2 separate regions of the Mus musculus genome follow, and region 1 is linked to region 2. The links are chromatin loops, found by intact Hi-C in ENCODE. Cell type or tissue: left cerebral cortex. All regions are shown on one strand.

Region 1 (8,000 bases), 340 kb before region 2:
TGCTGGATGACAACACTCCAGCATCCTTGGGGGAAAGCCTGCACGACCCGGCTCGAGAGCATCCTCGAAGATCAACTGGGTGGGGGAAAAACGACGAGGGGTGGTCGCACCACCGATCGACCCCGAACCGGAGGGGTTGGCTTCAGAAGGGAGGGACCGGGTTGAGCTCCGAGGTCCCCCTCGCCCTCCCCACGCAAGGAGCGGACAGGTGGCGTCGCCCGCCTGCGTCCGCTCTACCCGCGATGCACTGAGCGATGGTCCATGCGCAGGCTGTGGGTCTCAGAACTTAGTTTTGGGGTGCTGGATTTTGGAAGGCCGCCGGGGGAGGGGGTGCAGAGGCCCCGCCCACGTCCCCAGGTCAGCCCGGGGCGGGGAGGGGGTAATTTCCGCTCCGCGCTTGAGGAAGCGAGCAGCGGGGGAGGGGGCTGCGGCCCTCCCCCCTCCCCGTGGGGAGGGGGAAGTGGATCCGCCCAGGTCCCTTCCCTCCGCTAGGACCGACGCGTTCCGGATCCTCAGGCTCCGGGAGCCCGAGGGAAAGACCGGACTGGGCGAGGGGCGACACGTGGGCGGTCGCACCCCGTCTGTGAGGTGGGGGAGGGGGCCGCGCGCTGGGAGTCCCGGACGCGCAGCGGAGCGCGGGACGCGTTGCACACTCAGTACCGGGATCCCCGGCTCTACGCGGGGGACACCCGAGGTTCCAGCGGCTGAGGCTGGATCGACGCCAGAGGGAGGTGGAGAGCGAGGCACGGAGACCCTGGAGAAGCCCCCTGCCTGGCCACCGCGGAGAAGGGGCCGGCGACAACACCCCTAGAAAAAGGGATGGTCCTTGAGCCGCTCGAGTCTGCAAGTGGGAGGAGGGTTGTCGGGGCACGCGTTTGAGAGGGCAGGTGAGGAAGGGGGTCACTCTCCCCTTCCCCCGTCCCGATCCCATTGTCTCAGTCGCCTGCGGCCCGGGCCGCCTCCGTAACACGTGTTGACTGCACCGATATAAATGGCTTGGATTTTTTTATTGTTATTTTTTTCGTTTGCAGAGTCTATAAGCCAGTTCCGACTTCGGCTCACCGCCCATCTGCCGGATGATTCCCTACCATTCGGAAAGTCGGGAGTTAAAACACAACACCCAGCACCTTTGTCCCCCTCCTCGTTTTCCCGGAGAGCCGGGAAGAAATGGGGCGGGGGAGGGCTTCCAACTCGGCTTTTGAGTCTCCCTCCACCACCTTCAGAACCCACTCTCGAATCAGCGTTTTGTTCTAGCCAGCCACGTGTTTGTCGGGTTTTTTGTTTTTGTGACATTTTTCTTCCCATGAAGCAACAGGAATCTAAGTATTACAAGCTATTAGTTGCTTAATAGGAAAAAAAAAATGTTTTCTGTCCAGGAAGATGTGAAATGTCTGTGTCTCTGTCCCCACACGCCCTCCCCGACATTCCCCCAGCCCCCACTAACTTGGTGTTTTGTCAGCTCTTGATCACAGCGAAGTTCTTAACAAACTAAGCCAATGAGCTGGAAACAGTGCCTGCCGCATAGTAGACACTCACAGAAAATATTTTTGAATGCAAAACAAACTTAAGAGAAAAGGAATTCAAGAAAATTAAAAGTCCGGTAGGGAGGGACTTTTCTTAGTGATGTGTGGATTTTTGTTAGGGCTAAAAGATGGTCTTAGAAGCTGTCTGTTACAGTCTTTGGGTCTTCATAAATAGTAACTGTCTCCAAATCTTTTATGTTGGGGGGCAAGGAAGAAACTACCTTGGCAGAACATCCCAGCTCCCAAAAACTTTAGGTGCTGTTTGCTTCGTTTACTTTAAATCTTTAGGGGTTGATAAAAACATCAGATAATCCCCCTGGGTAACCTAACCAGTATTCTCTTTATTGCTAAAACAAAAGCAGCTTAACCCTCAAAAAAAAAAAAAAAAAACCTCCTACCCAGACTTGTAAACTGCAAAACATAGTGCATCCTTTACCATCCTAAAGCTCAAAAAAAAAAAGCAAAACTTACAAATAGCAATGTAATTCAATTCACTTTTAAGTTGACTCCCTTTCCATTTGAGAAATAATTTAAAGTTAGCTGGAAGTAATCAGTTTTTTTTTAAATGGCAATGTAAGGGAAACAGATTTCAGAACAGAATACTTACACAGTCTATTTTTTAAATCTTTTAAAATTATTTCATTAACAAAGTGCCAATTATTTCTATTCACACTGATTCTTTTTAGAGTTAGCTGTTTCACTAAATTCTAATCCTCTCTCCACCCTCCCCCTCCCTCCCCCCCTCCCCCAATACAGGGCTTCTGTGTTGATAGTCAGGAACTGCAAACGTTTGTTAAGGACACAAGAGTAGATAGAGGCTGCTGGGGTGAGGTGCAGTTTTGAAACCTCCACATGAGTTTTGCCTCAGTGACATGACTCTGTAGACTGGAGCTGGGGGAACTACATGGTATAACCTGATGCTTTATTCTGCTATGAATGTGCCCACCACTAAATGAGCCTGCCAGAAGGCTTATTTCTTGTTACAACTCACATTCCTAGGTCAGTGTAGGAGAAGACAGAAGACATTTCAAAGCATTTATAAATGTTTTGCTTTGGTTTTGATATTAAAGATAGTCATGGGGGTTCCCTACTGTTCTTTTTAAGGAAAGATAAATCTTCACAGTAAATGGGTATGAGTTTAAAATCCAAAGATAGATAGATAGATAGATAGATAGATAGATAGATAGATAGATAGATAGATAGATAGATAGATAGATAGATGGAGGACAAAAAAGTAAAAATAAAACTGAATGTGTAAAAAGACATCTGAGGCCGGGCAGTGGTGGCGCTTGCCTGTAATCCCAGCACTCGGGAGGCAGAGGCAGGTGGATTTCTAAATTCAAGGCCAGCCTGGTCTACAGAGTGAGCTCCAGGACAGCCAGGACTGCACCGAGAAACCCTGTCTCAAAAAAAAAAAAAAAAAAAAAAAAAAAATCTGAAGGAAAAATTTCTCTTAATTACATTTATTATAGTCACTGTAATATTCACTGTTAATATTACTTGCTTCTAGTCTCCTCTTCCATTTCTTTCCTAAATAAGTGTTTGGTCAGCTCTCCTCTTACACAGAAAGTGGATTCCATTTTAAAGATAGACTTCTGTCCATTTTCCTTAACTTTGAACATGCAAAGGGAAAAAAATTGGAAGAGTAAAGCCACTTTTCATGAAGTTGAAAATTCAAAAAGCAATCCCCCCCAAAAAATTTCAAAAACTCTATCCTTGCACAAACACAAAATTCAACTTATTTTCAAGTGTTTCTTACCAACCTTTTTCAATCTGTCATCATTTTCTACTTTTTTTTTATGTCTTTATTTTTCTAGCTGCTGTACCATGGCAGTTTGTTATGCTGCCTCAAAGTTTTTGTAACCATGTATTTTATTTAGGCTAATGGAACAAATATTTATTGCTGTTCTACATATAAGATACCACTTTTTTAAACTTTTATAAGTAATACTTTTTTAAACTTTTATAAGTAATGGAGGAGGGAAAAAATAATGCACAAAAGATATTTTTGTTCATAGAATTCTTTCTGCTTTTGTATCAACTGCTTTGGATGAATCTCCAATATACACATTGCAGTTTAATCTAACATTTACCCGTGATTTATATCTTAAAATGTTGATATGTTCTATAAAAGAGAGGACATGTACAAAAAGAGAGAGAAAAAAAAAAACCTAGAAAGCTGTTAGGGAAATATATTAGAATATTTTTGTGTTTTCTAATAAATCACAGTTAATTTTGATATAATCATGGTTGCTATGAGATACAACAAAAGCAAAACACTTCCTGACAGCTTTGACTTCAAAGTTTCTGGGCATTTTGAGAGTTGTTTATTTTTGTTGTTGTTTGCCTGTTTTATTGTTGTTGCTGCCTTGAGATGTTTTCTCCCTTCCTGCCGTCTGAAGTGTGGTTCTTTTTAAATGCCTGTAAACTTTAAGAAAATGTAAATTAGTCCTAGTTTTAAAGGACAGGCAGCATTTTCTCCTGTCAAATAAATAAGGATAATTATGTGTTTAGGATATCTCAAGAAATAGACGAGAGTCATAAGCAGAAAAGAACGCTTTCTTCATTCAAAGCATCATAAACTCAAAAGTGTTTCAAAGTTTTTAAAGGAATGTTTTTTTCAATCGGAAATGTAGGACTCAAGGAGGGGTGGGGGGAGGGTTAAGAACAATTATTTGTTTTGCTGAGTCAGTTACTGTGACAAAACCTTAAATTTTATTTTTGATTCAGAATTAGTCAAGGAAATACTTTAGTAACTTCTTAAAGATACTTGTTTCCACATCCATCTTGCTAATAAAACAACCCTGCTCAGCCTCTTTCATAGAGGTGAAATCTTCTAAGCCTTTCTTCATACTTGTGCTGCTGTTGGGTTTTCTGGTTTTCTCCAAAGTCATTTGGTCAAAAATAATGAGCAGTTTGGTGCCCTGGAGCACAGAAGGCAAAGTGGACCCCTGGTTTCTGCTGTAGGAAACAAGAGAGACAAATGCTGTTGCTCCAAGGAAAACAAACGCTGAGAAGGGGGATCCACACCTAACACTATTTAACATGGAGGGAGTAAGGAAGCAAAGTTCGGTTCCTGAAAGCCGACTAGCTTCTAAGTATTCAAAGCATCTTCGTTCAAAAGGATGCTTTAGGATGTCAAACCAGACAAAGTTGACTCAAGCTGAGCTTCTCTACATTTTTAAGACAATATTTTTCTACCTAAAAAGTAACTTCTTTTTGTTTGCTTTCTACAGGTTTTATTCTTGTTAGGATTAATTGATTTCCTACTGTTACTTGTAAATATTCTCCACTTCACCCTACACCCCCCACACCCCGCACCCCCAGGGACTCCCTCAAATGTCCCCTCAAGTTCTTAGGGGGAAATGTTGATGGTAGGTTTTAGTTTTTAATTTTAAAAAAAATTAGTATATAGCTCATTTTCACTAGTGTTTCATCTCTCAAACACACTGGGAGAAAAAAAAATCACTGAAAAACACTTTACTCTGTTTCCATGTACAAACAAGTTTCATAAATTGAAGAGATCCGACCTTAGTGTTTTGTTTTCTTTTTTACAGAGCTTGTTTGACCACACCGGGATAGGATTCCTGTTTTTCAGCAGTTAATTTAGGATTTTTTTTTTTCTTTTTGGTTCATCTGTCTCTCCCAGAAACACTCCAGATTTTTTTTTTTAATTTTATTATGACAACTAGGATGTCCACTCTTTGACCATAACATGAAAATATTTGTTCAACATTTTTGTGATGTTATTGAATGGTTTATCTTTTACCCTTTCACGCCTGCGATGTGTTTCTAAAGTCTGTAGGAGGCAGATATTAGAGTTGTTTCTGAATTGCTTTCAGAGGAGGCTTCTGCTCCCATGCCATCCCCTTCCCTTCCTCTTCCTCCCTGCCCCTCCCCCCTCCCCTCCCCCTCCCCCCTCCCCTCTCCCCTCCCCTTCCCTTCCTACCCTTCTCCTTTTGTTCCTCCATTTTTCTTCCTGCTCCCGACAGTCAATTCCTCTCCCCCCCCCCCCGCCCCCTTTACCTTTACCAACTCTTTTCAGTTTTGCGTTTTTCTTTGTTGCTTCTCTCTCCTCGTTTATTGTGCCGCCGCCCCCTCTGCCCCTCAACTTTTGTCTCCCCTCCTGATAATCAATATGTTTCCCCACACTTCCCTTCCTTCCCCCTTCCCTCTGCTCTCCCACTTGTTAGCATGCAAACCGTTATCTCTGGTACCAGAGAGATGCAGAAATGCTTTAATGATTTCACACACCAAAATGGGAAAAATGGGAAAGGTGTTTTGTTTTTTTTTGTTGTTTTTTTTTTTTGTTTTTTTGTTGTTTTTTTTTAAGGGGAACTCCAGGGTGACAAGACCCCAGAAGTCCTTCACCCCTACATTCCTAGCATTCACTGGAGAACAGTCACCGGACATTTTGACATCTTTGTATGGTTGATCCCTGGCTCATGTGGCTTAAGATTAATTTTGTTATTAGTTATGTTAAAAAAAAATCTTTGAGAACAAAGACTATGTATCACTCTGGGAGTTAACACGTTGCTGACAGATGTCCACCAAAAATACATTGAATAAATGTGATTCTCTAAGAGAAGAAGTGAGCACGGTGGGATTAAATAAAATGCTGCTTTGGGCAGCTGCCTTTTTTTTTTTAAGTAAATAATACCACACTGAAGAGGCTAATTGGTCTACACAAAGAATAGCAACTAAGGGGCATCTCTGGGCTCCTAATGTCCTAGCTCTGTGCTCAGGGAGTCTTGTGCTGTGTATCAACTGCTAAGCTGATTTCCTGAACTGAGTCAAACGGCCTGAGACTCCTTCTCCACGCCAGGCTTCAGGTAGGCAGGCAACCACATCAGCTGCTTGCCACATCCCTTGTTGTGCCCGGTTCCCCTGGGACCAAACAAGCAGGGTAGCAATCTCAAAGAAAAACTCTACTTAATGCTTTCTGCTAAGAGCCATCTTAGCTCTCCCTTCTGGGAGTGTCACTCAGACCCCATTAACCATATAAAGATGCCTATTTTCTTACGTCACTCAAAACTGTCACTTTGAAAGAGCTTCTCTTCTCGGTGATTCCCCAAACCCTCTGGGGTTCCCTTCTCGCTCATATTAGATGGTCCAGCTATCAGTTCTGCCACCAATACTAAGAGAAAGCTGAAAAGCAATTTTTATGGTAATGTAAATTAAACCTAAAATTAAGCAGGTCATGAAAGTAGAATTGGTTTTTAAAAAGAATTCTAGGGGCTGGTGAGATGGCTCAGTGGGTAAGAGCACCCGACTGCTCTTCCAAAGGTCCAGAGTTCAAATCCCAGCAACCACATGGTGGCTCACAACCATCTGTAACAAGATCTGATGCCCTCTTCTGGAGTGCCTGAAGACAGCTACAGTGTACTGACATATAATAAATAAATAAATCTTTAAAAAAAAAAATAAAAAAAAAAATAAAAAGAATTCTAATAATCATTTCTAGGAAGAGCAGAGTAAAATAGTGTACCTTCAATCCCAGCACTCAGGAGACAGAGGCAGGCACACTTCTGTGAGTTCGAGGCCAGCCTGGTCTACATAGCGAGTTCCAAGAGAGCCAGGGTTACGTAGAAAGAACTTATCTCAAAACAAATAATCAAACAATCAAAAAAATTATGAAATAGCTGGGCATGGTGGCACACACCTTTAGTCCCAGCACTCGGCAGGTGGATTTCTGAGTTTGAGGCCAGCCTGGTCTACAAAGTGAGTTTCAGGACAGCCAGGGCTACACAGAGAAACCCTGTCTTAAAAAAACAAAACAAGGGCTGGTGAGATGGCTCAGCAGGTAAGAGCACCCGATTGCTCTTCCAAAGGTCCTGAGTTCAAATCCCAGCAACCACATGGTGGCTCACAACCATCCGTAATGAGATCTGACTCCCTCTTCTGGTGTGTCTGAAGACAGCTACAGTGTACTTACATATAATAAATAAATAAATCTTTAAAAAAAAAACAAAACAAAAAAAGAAAGAAAGAAGTAGCATCCTACATTCCATATGGTTGTATAAAAGAATTTTGTAACCAATTGAATAATCAGGGGAAAAAAAAACAATTTTAAAACAAAAAGGGACATTTTTTAGCCAGGTAGTATGTGTACTCGAGATGCAGAAACAGAGGCAGAAAGATCCCTGCGAGTTCCTGGCCAACCTGGTCAACATATCTAGTTTCAGGACAACCAGGACTATATGGTAGGAAGAAGAAAGGAAGGAAAGAAGAGAAGGAAGAAGGGAGGGAGGGAGGAAAATAAAAGACACTTGAAAAGCAGGGCATGCTGCAATATCTGTAGACATATACAACTTAGCACGGACAGTGGAATGTCTCAAAGGTAGATACAACAGAAGCTTAAGTTCAATCCCCAGGACCCATATAGTGTAAAGAGAGAACCAATTTCTCTTTATTGTTGTTGTTGTTGTTGCTTTTCAAGACAGAGTTTCTCTGTGTAGTCCTGGCTGTCCTGGAACT
Region 2 (8,000 bases):
TGATACGGGGTGGGGGGGGTGGGGATATAAGAATCTTTCCAGGCCCTCAGCCTTAAAGCGAGGGCTGATTTTCATTTTTATGTTGTATCCTGGCAGTCCAAGGTTAGTAATTACAGTCTTTATGCAACAATAAATAACAATAAAAAAACAACCTGAATAATACGCCCCCTCCCCACCAAGTAGAATTTTTTTAACTGGACTTGGCTCATCTGGGCAGCAAGCAATTTAGCATTGGGCCAGGCTATAAATTAAAGGCAGAGGAGCGTGCAATGTTTGATTGGGATCAAATAACGCTCAAGGGTCTGTCTTTCCTTTTCTCTTCCTCTTCCCTGAATACCATTTCTGAATGATATAACTATGAGAAGGGTCATGTTTGACTGTGAGGGGAAGGGTGGATTGCTTATTTATCTAGCTGAAGAGGAACCAGATAAGAGAGAATTTAGCTAGCTATATTGATATATTGTGGCTTGGAGCTAGGGCTCTAAACAAAAATAGGACCTACCCTTCTGTTTTCCAGATTCTAGGTCTAAAGCTGTTTAAAAACATGGATAAAAATCTGCTCTGTAAGGTAGCAGACAGGGCTGGACGGATGTCTCTGGAAGGGAGGGAGGGTTGGAGGGTTTTCTTGGATCCCCACTTTAACACCCAAGTTTTCTACTGTTCACTAATCTGGCCATAAAATCTGTCATCAAGGGTTAGAGAGCTGTATTTCCTACAGGACAGTCTGGGCTCTGGTTGTCTTAGGAGATCCTTGGATGCTGCAGCCAGCTGGAGTGCCTGTTACAAAACTTGTGGAAGTGCCCATGCTGCCGGGGAGAAGGCCCTCTCCCAGGCCTTACTGTACAGGACTCCCTTCCAGACAGTTACTATTTGGATTCTCCTCTGCTAACCACCATCCAGGAAAATATATGCATACATTGTTTTGTTTTAGCTAAGGTACACAACACCCTCTCTGGCCGCTGGCCTAGTTAAGAGCAGTTTCCCAAGAGCCTGCCTCTTTCTGTCCTTGCAACCACCACCTCCAGGTTTCCCTCCTTCCCCCCCCCTCCCGCTTCCCGGCAAACTTCTCTGCCTTTTTCTTTTCTTTCTTTCTTTAAATACTCACCACCACCCACGCGGACGTTACACTGACAGAAAGTTTCTAGTTCCAGCTCTCCGCTGAGTTGCCATTTCTCTGCTAAGCAGCCTTCTCCTCTAGGCTAGGCGACAGAGAGCGAGGAGGGGGAGGGGAGGCCAGAGCCGTGGGAGTTCTCCGGGGCAAACTTTCCACCCAAGTTAGCGCCTTCCCTCTGTCCCCATTTCCCATCTGTTTCCTAGATCTCCCAGAATCACCTTTCTCTTTGGCTCCCCCCTCCCTCAGGCCTTTTTAAGGGATATGCAATTTAGGTTGTTCCCTCTGCTTTCCCAAAGAGCCAAATTCTTTGATGCAATCGGAGGGAGCTGTCAGGGGGCTAAGATTGATCGCCTCATCTCCTCTTGGTCCCTCTGACCCACTTATTTAAAAATCTTCCCCCAGCCGACTTTTCATTTTCAGCTTTGAGGCCTAGTTTCCCACCAATTTGCTTGTGGCTCTGAGGTTTTTTTGTTTTTGGTTTTTTTTTTTTTTTTTTTTTTTTTTGTTGTTTTTTGCCTCCTTCCTCTAGTAAATCACAATATTCTAAAATTGAGCCCATCATAGGTGCCTCACCATAGAATACATTACATTTTTTTTTCTCTCTGGAGGCCCAAAGCAGAATATAATCTCAGTGGTGGTCATTATCCCCAGCCCCCTCTCCCCCACCATCTTTAGGAAATGTTTTCTTACCAGGGATTTTAAAAGTAGCCCAAAGGCAAATACAGAGGGGGAAATCCCTTTGTCCAGAGGGCGACTGTGCACTGACTTTAGCTTTGAAAGTTAAGTGGATGGCTACTTTGGTGCCCTGGATAGAGACACAGATACACCTGGGGGCCTGTGAATACATCTGTCACCTTAGACCTTCTTAGACCCTCCTATTGCCAGGGTTGGGGTGTCACAGTGTGAGTACAGATGACCCCAACAGGAAGGCAAGTGGACATAAGAAACTGCTTGTAAATTCTGAGCAGAGACTAGAATCCAGGGCACATAGCAAGGGAGGTAGGCCCATGTCCCAAAGTGCTCCTGGAATCTATGTCCCTGCTGCGTGCCAGCTCTGTGCATTTCTTAAGTGTGAACTACTGCTTTCTGAGGGTGGGTGGGCTGCCGCTGCTGCTGGTGTTTAGTGCTGTCCTTTATCCATCTCCTTTCTGATTTCCCCCAAGGTATGGAAGCCTCTTTCTACTCCCACTTCCCCCTAAATGAGATTTTTTTTTCTTTTCTTTTGGGGGCTGAGGTGGTGGTAGGGTAAGAGGCTACTGAGGGCCACATAAAGAAAGCATATTAACTCACTCCATTTCTCCCTTAAATGTGGTTGTTTGCCACCACCACACAGTCTCTGAAGGGAAGGAAGAGGTTCTTTTGGCTTTTCTGGGAAAAGAGAGCCATTAGGGAGAGTGTAGGGTACTGATGAAGGAACAGGGGTAGAGGAGGAAGCCTCATGGTATCCAGGTCGTGGTCCTCTGGAGTTTTTGAATCAATTAAAGCAAATAATGCCTGTGTTTTCCACTAGGCCTAGACTAGCGATTGGCGGAGACCGGTCCCGTGACCATGAATTCCCTGCAATTTCGGCGGAGTCCTGGGTTTAATAGAGAGAGTCCCCATACGCTTGTATTTATCAGCAATATACAATTATAAAGGCCTAAATTTAAAAAAAAAAGAGAGAGAGCGAAATCTCCCCCCCCCCGCGAAATTGCTCCATTGCATAAACCTGGGGGGGGCGGGAGAGGGGGGTCCCTCTGATTCTCCCTCCTGACGCCCCCCCCAGCAGGCCCCCTCCCCCACCATTGAAAGCCATGAATTTTGAATTTGAGAGGGAGATTGGGTTTATAAACAGCCAGCCATCGCTCGCCGAGTGTCTGACTTCCTTCCCCGCTGTCTTGGAGACATTTCAAACTTCATCAATCAAGGAGTCGACATTAATTCCTCCTCCTCCTCCTCTGGAGCAAACCTTCCCCAGCCTCCAGCTCGGCGCCTCCACCCTTCAGAGACCAGGGAGCCAAAAGCAAGCCGGAGATGGGCCTGCTCTGCGGTCACCGCCGCCACTCCCCGTTGCCCCCCCAGCCCCCGAGTTCCCCTGGATGAAAGAGAAGAAATCCACCAAGAAACCCAGCCAATCCGCCGCATCCCCTTCTCCAGCCGCCTCCTCGGTCCGGGCCTCCGAGGTCGGATCACCATCAGGTGGGTAAACGTATTAGGGGCGGGGTGAGGGGCAGTTGGAAGAGAAGGGGAGAATGTGAGGTGATGGGGCTCCTGGTGGGGTTCCCTAGGTCGACGGATCTGGGGCGAGGGAAGCAGAGTATCCCGCTGGGGTTCAGGCCTAGCCACTGTTAGCTTCCCCACCCCCAGAAAATTTTGGAAGCTGATTGAGGGTGGGGAGGATGCTTTTTTTTTTTTTTTTTTTTTAAATGTGCTTAGAAAAAAATGATTCGATTGAAGGGTTTCCCCGGTTTCTGTGTAGAGGAATGAAGCGTGTCTGGGATTGAATCTGGAGCCTGGAAAAGATGCGATGCCTCTAGCTCTCCTAAAGCTAGGGAAGAAGAGGGAATTCAAAAGCTAGGAAGGAAAGGGGTGAAGAACAATCTATGATCCCTCTCTCCCCAGGTTGAGTTGGAAAGTTCTGAATTGAGGGGTCCATTGGGAGGACTTGGGGGAGGGAGACTCTGAGGTCCTGGGAGCTAAGAGAAATTGCTCCCCGCCCCCTACGTGGCCCGTGGGCGGCTCTGAAGGCACCGACTTGACCCGGGCCGGGTCTGCCTACGTGGAAGAGCACTAAAAAAAACCCCAAAGACACAGAAAGAAGCGCTGTGGGGGTGGGGTGGGAGCCCGAGTAGGACTGCTGAGAGTCTTTTAAGCCAAAGGGGTGCTCCCGATCTCAGCTAAACGGAGGCTGCGTTGAGACCTCTCTGATAACATAGGGGTGCTTCCCTCGCAGATGGCCCCGGATTGCCAGAATGCGGCGGCAGCGGCTCCCGCAGACTGCGCACGGCCTACACCAACACGCAACTGCTGGAGCTGGAGAAGGAGTTCCACTTCAATAAGTACCTGTGCCGGCCGCGTCGCGTCGAGATCGCTGCCTTGCTGGACCTCACCGAAAGGCAGGTCAAAGTCTGGTTCCAGAACCGACGCATGAAACACAAGCGGCAGACGCAGCATCGAGAGCCGCCCGAGGGAGAACCAGGCGGGCCGAGCGCCCAGGACGACGCGGGAGAGCCAGCCGAGGAACCCACGGTCAGCCCGGGCGACGTCGCGACTCACCGGCTGCGGGAAGCCTGCTTCCACCCCGCCGAGGCCGCGCAGGGACCCCGGGGCGCACCGCCGTCAGCGCTGCCTGCCACCACCCTGGAGAGTGTGGGCGCATCGAGCCCCGGCTGCACAATGCTCAGAGCCGGAGGCCGGCAGAGCGAGCCCCTACCCGAAGACGCCTGCCCCGAGCGGCAGGATTCGCCTTTTCTACCGGACCTCAATTTCTTCGCTGCAGACTCCTGTCTCCAGATGTCCGGAGGCCTTTCACCCAGCCTGCAGGGTTCTCTCGATAGCCCCGTGCCCTTTTCCGAGGAAGAGCTGGACTTCTTCACCAGCACGCTCTGTGCCATCGACTTGCAGTTTCCCTAACTGTTTTCCATCTTTGGTCCTTTCCGTCTGGTCCTCCTTGGCTGTTGGGGGCGGGGGGAATCGGGCCTTCTCCACTCGTGGATACATTTATGCCGTTTTGTTAAAATCCAGATAGTAACGAATTAGCGTTTCATTCACTCCTTTTCGCTTTTTAAAACCACACACAAAAAATTCCACTTGGTAAAACTCCTTCCAACGAAATCTCAGGAATAATTAAACTCTAGTGGGAGAGGGTTTTCTTACAAAGAACTAGAGGGACCTATTTTCCTCTTTTTTAAGTTTTAGATTGTAGATTATTTATTAAAATTGTTTAATAATAGGAAAGGGGGAAAGTATTTATTGTACATTATTTTCATAGCGTAAATAAATGTCTTTATAATATGAAAACGAGTGTTTGTGTTGGGATCTAGCTCTTTTTGCCAAGTCCCTACGGCCAGTCTTTGCTTTCCCACTCTCCGCTTGAAGTTGGTTTAGCTCTGGCTCAAGCGACCCAAGGGAAGGCATGGTCCCATCTCCCAGGCTGACAAAGTCCGGGTGGTACAAAAGGGGCCCTGCTTGGTGACTATTTCTTTGTCCAAGACACCAGGAAGAGTTTATGGAAGCTTGGTTCATCTGCAAACAGACCGTTTCCAGTCCTGCTAAGATGTTCCCTGGGTCCCTGCTTGGAAATAAATGTGGGGTGGGTGGAAAAACAGCGTTCTGGGGGGGGGGGTGCAGAAGCGGGTACAAGAAAATGTCTCAGAGGCCAGCTTTGAGCCTTGGAGGCTGCGCAGAGGGTTAAAAGAGTTGAAGGAGAAATCCTTGGGTTTGCTAGCCTGCGGGCTTTGAGTCTGCAAGCTTAGGCCGAGGCCTGCGCTGTGCGCCCGATGCTGCCTTGGGGCTCCAGGTCCTTGAGGACTAGAATGGGGCTTAGGAATTTTGTAGGGAAGAAGGGAGGCCCGGGCGTGGCAAGAGGCTTTTGGCTCACAGAAGTAGCACGGCGAGCGGCAGAGAGCGCGGGAAATAGGAACGATGCTCAAAATGGCGCTGGGCCGGGCGACTTGGAGCGCAGGAGAAGCAACTGCGGCCGCCATGACAGCGGCTGCGGGATGCTCGGGTCCCACTCCCGGCTCGCACCCACTCCCACTTTCTTGAGGCCAGATCTTTCACAATGAAGAAAAGATAGAAAGACAGTCTGGGAGCTTCCCGCCAATTGTGGGTTTTTATTTTATTTGAGAGAGAGAGAAAGAGAGAGAGAGCGCGAGTAGAGACCCTGTGCTGGGGAGGGGGAGCGAGCGTTGGGTCCTGGGACCACTTTACCCAGTGTGGCTTTTTGCTCTGGGCTTTGAAACCGTGCTAGGTCGTTTTCCAAATGCAAGCCCACCTGTCTTAACCAACAGCTTCATTTTCCATCCCAACACTTCTCCTGTCCTCTTGCCCCCCATAGTCCCCCTCCCAGCTCTGCAAACTCAGGAAAGGGGAGGCAGGGATCCTCTTCCCCATCTGCCTCTTAGTTTGTTCTCCAGAACCAGGAGATTTAAGGGACCCTGGAAAGCCATCCATCCTCCTCAGGTTTATTTAATATTTCTCAGGCTCAGAAACAGATACCTACCTCCCCGGTAGATGTTGCCTTTTTTTTTTTTAAGGCAGTTTATTTCCTAGGCCTCCCAGACTTTCCCCACAAACCAGCAGAAGCCAACGTAGGTGGTGACTTGGAACTCTAGGCAAACCCACTGCATTTCTTTTTTCCACGGGTCCCTCAGTGTGGGAAGTATACACGTTTTACTCAGCTGGCATTTAATCCCTTAAACTGTCTTAATATAGAATTCACCTCATGAATTAAATAATCTTATGTCATGTTAAATTGCACTTATTTCTCTCATAAATAAATTAATATAGAACAATTAGATGTGTTATTATAATAATATCGTGTATCTTATTAGTTTATTTTCTCTCATAAAATATATAGGTATGAAATAAATTTAATATATTAAAGTAATAATACACAGCTTATTGGCTTGTGTGTTTATTTTCCTCATAAATAAGTGAATATATAATATATTAAAACCACACTATACATCTCATTGGACTGTGTGTTTATTTCTCCATAAAATATGTCCACAGGCAGTGTTTAACATCTTAAAAATCACAGCACATAGGCCATCTCTATGCTAGCAAAATGAAAGAGACTTATCAGCTGGGGCTTTGATTTTCTATGGATAGCCAAACTAGATAATTTAGTCTAATTAAAAATGTTCTTGCAGCTATACCAGGTTGCTGCAAAGATCAAGAATACCAGAAAGATCTCACTAATTACCCACCTTCCAGCTTTTTTTTTTTTTTTTTTTTTAAACATCCTTTATCAATGCCAAAAGGCAGGAGCTGCAGAGGAGCTCCATCCAGGGATGCTGGTCTGTAATACCCAGGGATCCCTTCTGTCATTTCTGTAGATGCTGGGTTGCTCCATGGCTCAGCAGTACCAGCATTACCTGAGCTAGTTAGAAATGCAGAATATTAGGCCCCACTCCAGACCTACAGAACCTGAACCTGCAATTTAGCAGATTTCTAAATGATTTATAGATACATTAACGTTTAAAGGACTGCTAGATTACATTGCTATCTTGCTTTCTGTTCTCCCCCACACTTAAGAATGTTTGAGAGCTGGGCTCGGTGGTACACACCTATAATCCTATAGTCCTAGGTAAGAGGACTACATAGTCTAGGCTGTCTTAAAATAGAAAAAAGTTGGGCATGATAGCTCACACCTGTAAACCCAGGCCTCAGTAGGCTGAGGCTGGGGGACTGCAGTGAGTTTGAGGCAAGACTGATTTACATAGACTTACATATGGACTTCAAGGTCAATATGGACTACAGAATGAAAGTCTATCTCAGAAAACAAAGACAGAAACAAAACAGGTAAAAAAAAATAAAAAAAATAAACCTCAAAAGGGGATGTGGGGGTTGGAAAGCTAGTTGACTCAGCGGGTAAGAGCTGCTGCTCCCGCTGAGGACCTGGGTTCAGTTCTAGCACCCACACAGCAGTTTACAACTGTATCTCCAGTTCCAAAGGCTCTGATTCTCCATTTCTAAGCTCCACAGGCAGCAGGCACACATGTGGTACACAGACATACATTCAGGCAAACATTCATGCACATAACAGTAAAATCAGTAAACCTACAGCAAAACAAAGACAAAACAAAACACAAAGAAAGGAAACGAGAGAGAGAGAGAGAGAGAGAGAGAGAGAGAGAGAGAGAGAGAGAGAGAGAGAGAAACTTTTGATCCATTTTATTTA

What was found. Hi-C counts contacts between places; a loop is a spot of excess contacts. Peaks named below come from ENCODE experiments on the same cell type or tissue, not always from the same donor. Only the 100,000 strongest peaks of a DNase experiment are listed, where the experiment ranks them.
Region 1: a loop joins it to region 2, with 5 times the contacts of the local background. A loop is called at or near these places in 4 of 42 quality-filtered maps.

Annotation. Positions count from the first base shown.
Region 1 is chr11:96,006,717-96,014,716 of GRCm38, forward strand. No RefSeq gene overlaps it. Among named protein-coding and RNA genes, the nearest start is that of Igf2bp1, 4.8 kb to the left of the region's middle. In left cerebral cortex, no CTCF peak of the experiment used is centred here; DNase peaks (open chromatin) are centred at 1,483 and 4,469.
Region 2 is chr11:96,348,904-96,356,903 of GRCm38, forward strand. Hoxb2 (homeobox B2) reads left to right here and starts at 2,729. Exons shown (of 2, transcript NM_134032.2): 1 at 2,729-3,292; 2 at 4,047-5,113. The coding sequence starts at 2,908. The coding sequence ends at 4,726. Hoxb3os (homeobox B3 and homeobox B2, opposite strand) reads right to left here and starts at 4,491. Exons shown (of 4, transcript NR_155303.1): 1 at 4,157-4,491. In left cerebral cortex, no CTCF peak of the experiment used is centred here; DNase peaks (open chromatin) are centred at 4,162, 4,390, 4,619, 5,225 and 1 more place.